Regions from separate parts of the Mus musculus genome. Here region 2 is linked to region 1. Evidence: chromatin loops called from intact Hi-C (ENCODE). Cell type or tissue: gastrocnemius. All regions are shown on one strand.

Evidence for each region. Hi-C counts contacts between places; a loop is a spot of excess contacts. Peaks named below come from ENCODE experiments on the same cell type or tissue, not always from the same donor. Only the 100,000 strongest peaks of a DNase experiment are listed, where the experiment ranks them.
Region 2: it touches region 1 in a loop (4-fold over the local background); 4 of 42 quality-filtered maps call a loop at or near these places.

The regions. Positions count from the first base shown.
Region 1 is chr13:109,631,659-109,634,158 of GRCm38, forward strand. The region is part of intron 3 of Pde4d (phosphodiesterase 4D, cAMP specific); the gene reads left to right. Among named protein-coding and RNA genes, the nearest start is that of Gm32703, 190 kb to the left of the region's middle. In gastrocnemius, a CTCF peak has its summit at 1,023; no DNase peak of the experiment used is centred here; H3K4me3 peaks cover 1,801 bases; H3K27ac peaks cover 2,389 bases.
Region 2 is chr13:109,735,448-109,737,947 of GRCm38, forward strand. The region is part of intron 3 of Pde4d (phosphodiesterase 4D, cAMP specific); the gene reads left to right. Among named protein-coding and RNA genes, the nearest start is that of Mir1904, 170 kb to the right of the region's middle. In gastrocnemius, a CTCF peak has its summit at 1,053 (motif pointing left); no DNase peak of the experiment used is centred here.

The DNA.
Region 1 (2,500 bases):
CCCTTAGGGCGATTAGTCAATTTTGTCCAGTTCAGAGGGGGTTAACATCTTTTTTAGGGTTTCTCCAAGCTTCTCTAATCTTATCCTGGATGTGTAGAGCCCTGCCTTGGTTTACAATGGAGGTCACAAGCAGGCCAGTGCTTGGGCAGGGAGTGATGGAATTAGGCTGTGTTGTCAGCATTAAATACCACTGACTCCTGAGAAGTGATGACGACACCAGGGTGCCTTGAGTCCTTGAGGACACCTTGAAATATATGTCTCCCTGCCGCGCGCGCTGAACTCTGAGACCACACAACTGAGCTCTGTGGATCTCTCAGCCTTTATGTGACTTGAAAGAAGGACGTTTTAAGGGATCTGTTCAAGAGCGAAGAACGGGACAAGACATTGATCTCTGCTGTCAAAGTCACTCCTTATAACTCACTCTGCAAGGTGACACAGTGACATCCCTTTGAGGGAAAGGTTGCCAGGAGTTCTGAAAGTGATCTGCCTGTTTTCATCTCACACTGACTGGCAGGGAGGAGAGGGGTTTTTTTTGTTTGTTTTGTTTTGTTTTTAACAATTACTAAGTTTTTTTTTTACAAGGTTTTCTAATAACGACATTCATACATGTATCTAAGAGAATTTAGAATAAGAAAAAATTATTTGGATAGCCAGAGTTGAAATTTAATACTCCTGTCAAGTTTCCCAGTCCTGGGTCCATGTGTAATTTTCCCTTTCACTACAGGTCACTACTGTTTAACATTCACACTAAGAGTAAGTTGACCCATTGAACCACACCTCCCAGTCTGTGCATCTGCATGTCTGTGGGGGGTGGGGTGGGGGCTATGCTTTTCAGGAGTGGCATGTGGCCCTGCTGTTTAAGCTGGGCTATATTTAAAAGCAGTTTCAAGGGAGTTGTTTCTCACACTAACAAGAGACTGTCTAGGTGAAGCAAGCGCTGTCGCAAAGGGCAAGTGTCACGCAGCAGGAAGTGCTGGCCACCCTTTCCAGCCCTGCCTCAGCCAGCCTGCCACCTCTCTGTCAGCACATACCACCACACTGAAGAAATGCCCTCATTCAGCCACAAGTGCCTCTTGCAGCCTGAAGGGCCTTCCCGCCCCAGGGTCCAGTATCTGCTCTGACATTCTGCTGTTCCTGTGGATCTCTTAGCACTCTCTTTACAAATGGCTTTTGTCTGGGATCCCCTGGGAGTCGCAGTGCCAGGACCATCTCCAAGAACTAGAACAAGATTGCGTTTCTCAAAGTCCTACAGGTATGGCAATTTCCTTTTGGTAGCAAGGGAGGCCTTTTTATCTGCTGTAGGTCCCTTACAAGTAAAACTTTGAGGGAATCTCCTTCATTCACATGGTTGGGTTAATGTCCGGCTCAGCTCCTGGGCTATTGTAAGCATTTGAAATAGTCCTGGGTTTGTGGGGACCTCCTGAGGTCGCAGGAAGTTGCCCAACTCTCAGAGCCCATTCTGAGAGTTGAAAGGTAAACTTGACAAAGCTTGTCAGTTAGTTACAGTTCTGGGATTGGGGGGTGGGGTGTGTGGGGGGTGGATGTATTCATTTGCCTAATCAATTCCTGTCTTGGAAAACAAGCTTGCTAAACTGTAAGCTAAGTCTTTTAACTACTCAGAACAGCTGCTGATTTAATTCGCCCAGCAAACAATAGCAAACTACAGGGCTGTTATTCACAGGGCAAAACCCACATTGCAAAGCTGAAGCTAACTCCGTGACCCACTGGGTGACTCACTTTAAAGTTTGTCTCAAAGAATGAGATACCGTAATTTCGAAGTTAAGGTGTAAGGCGTATTGCATTTCTAGTGAGTTCTCTGGAAGTCACATAACAACTCTCAACCACATGCCTACTACATATTGTCAACTTTGTTTCACAGCAAAGGCTAGTTAATGTTAACCAAATACCTGGCTGTACTGCTGCTGGGAGCTGATGCAGCCACAGTAAATAAAAGGGAAATGGTTTGCATAATCTTAAGAATGGGTCTTTGTTATTTAGGTCAGCTACCAACAAAGTTAGAAACTTATACAGAAATACACACTATTTTGTTTTTGTTTTTAGTTAAATTACGTTCTATGTTGTCTACAGAGAAAACATTTTAAATTTGGATTAAAACATTAATGATTTTATTTGTTGAAAACCAGAGAGAAAACTTTCACCCTAGATTTTTTTTTTAATGAAAACAGCTAGCGTCCGTCATGATGGTATTAATTTATTAAGACATTTGGTGAACGTTGGCAAGCCAGCGCCTGTGGCAAGTGTGCATGAAGGAATATGATTGGCTTGCTTGTTATTGACATGCCACGCCTGATTATGTGTGTTGCATGCCCGGAACGTACTATCACCAAGCCTCCAACATTATTGTGTCCAAGATGTGTGGCTTCTAGGTTTTTCTTACCATGTAGATCTGAAAGCAAGTTCTTTAACACTGTGGGCATCTGCCTGCGGAGTAGAGGGAATAGAAGAAAGCTGCGGCTGGATGAACTGAAGAATCTGGCCT
Region 2 (2,500 bases), 100 kb after region 1:
GCCTTTGTTCCTTTGTAGATTTTTTACTGCCTCATTGAGAAATGTTATGCTTCATATATCTGTGCCCCCCCCCACACACTATTAATCTAAGAACAAAGAACTATGCAAGCTTGTTCACTAAATTCTTCATTATATAAAACCTTTCTATAATGTTATTCACCACTGTTGATATTTGGTAATACTTTGAGCTAAGTGTTTTCAGTACTCTAGCTTTTGCTTGATGATGAATGTTGGTTAAAGAAGCACTTACTATACTGGAAAGCTGGATGCTGATGGAACCTCAGACTAAATGCCTACCTCCCAAATCACTCTAGTCTGAGAAAACTTGCATTCCCCAAATGTAAAAGGCTTTCCCAGCCTACCACTGATATCAATGGTGCTTTGCTTAGTATAACGGACATTGAGTGATGTACTGTGGAGGATCAGTGATGTCTTCCTGAGTAATTTTAAAGTAAAGGCCCAATAGAATATCAGTTACTGATCTCAGCCTCTCCTCCCCAGCCTGGTCCTAGGGCAAACTCTTCACCATGTGTGCATGGTGTGTGCCTTTAGTCCCAGCTACTCCAGGGACTGAGGCTGGAAGGTCACTTGAACCTTTAAGGTTTTTTATTTGTTTGTTTGTTTTGTTTTTCTTTTTTGTTTTTCAGTTTGGTTTTTCGAGACAGGGTTTCTCTGATTAGCCCTGGCTGTCCTGGAACTCACTTTGTAGACCAGGCTGGCCTTGAACTCAGAAATCCGCCTACCTCTGCCTCCCAAGTGCTGGGATTAAAGGCGTGCGCCACCACCGCCCGGCTTGAACCTCTAAATTACAGACTAGTCTGATCACTCTTTGAAAAAGAAAGAAATGAATTCCGTTTCAAAGTAAAGCTCATGCAAATGTTTCACAGATTGGTATAGTTTTAATAATTATTTATAGCAGTTTAATAGTTTTTTGTGGCATTATCTTAGGTAATATTTAAGAGGTTTGCATGAGTCTTTAATAGGTAATTTAGACCTTCCTATTACTTTATAATAGGTTCTCTATATTTAAGAGCATTCTCTCCATCTAGTGGACAAAGTGTTGTATTACATCTGCAAACAAATGGCAAAGTCCAGGTATAATTTACTCACTTAGTAAATGTTTTGATTTCCATGGTAGCATTATTATCAAAATATTTTAAGATATTTAGTAATATGATTTTTCAAAAATCTACAATAGGGCGTCTATATACGTTTAGATTTTCTTAATGGAATTGAAAAAAAAGAACATTGTATTTAAAAACATAAATTAATGATTGGGGGAGGGGGGAGAATGATTCAGTTGGCATTGATCCAGTTAAACTGAGAAAAAGCGAACCCCGAAGCCCATCCTTCCATCTTCTTTATTGTTCCTAGGATATGGAGACAGAAGCCTCCTTCTGCTCCACTTAACCCTAACATCATCCTGCTAATAATAAGAGGAAGCTTGCACAGATGCTTCGAATAAGAGGAAGCAGGCACAGATGTTTTGTAGAGCATTTCCATCCTTAGATCCTCCGTGACTCTCTCCTTAAAGGGAAATATATTCTCATCCCTCACTACTCTTCTGAGCAGGGTCTTCCCAATGCGTATTGAGTAATGCTAAAAGCTCACTTTACTTACTACTCCTCTACGGAACATCACAGGTTAGCCCGGACTGAATTAATACTATTGCTTTTATGGTTTTTAATCACAGTATACTCATAGTAAGTGTTTGAAAAATGTGTGTTTTATAAATAGCACCCAAAAAGAGCTTTCCTAATTCCCCTGATAACACTCTTTACTACCTACACCCCTGCCTTCCCTGGCTGTCCTGAGGATAGCCAGTGTGCTGAAGAGCATGTCACACCTACCTGGATGAGCCCAAGCCCTCTTGTTTGGTCCACAGCTACTGACTCATTCGTGCCTCGTGGAATCATGTATTCTGTCAGGGAGGACTTCAGGAACAATACACAATAAAGCCTTAGCTCACTGACTTCTGTCAATCAGCTTTTCCAGAACCTACCGTCTTTGTCTATAAAGTGAAGGTTTAATTAGATAATCCTCCAGTGTCTTGGCAGGACCAAATAAATATATTTATAAGATGACACAATTCTAACAAAATTATTAAAAGGTTGGAGACATGGTTCAATTGATAAAATCCTTCACACACACACACACACACACACACACACACACATCCATACACCACACACATCACCACATACACACAAAGAAAATTTGAAGTTGGAAAACAGTTTTCTGATTACCTAAGCTACACTATACCATCTCCTGTTTTTTGTTTATTTGTTTGTTTGTTTGGTTGGTTGGTTTTGTCTTTTCTTTCCTGCTTAAAGGTTTGATTCGGGTGATGCATAGATGATCAATGATTCAGTGTTCCCTACCTCCCCAGCTTAGCTTACTTAGAACACTTGATAGGTGACACTGCGTATGAATAAATCTAGGAAAGAAAATTAGAAAATGTTTTAACCTAATGGGCCATAAAGTGTGTGTGTGTGTGTAT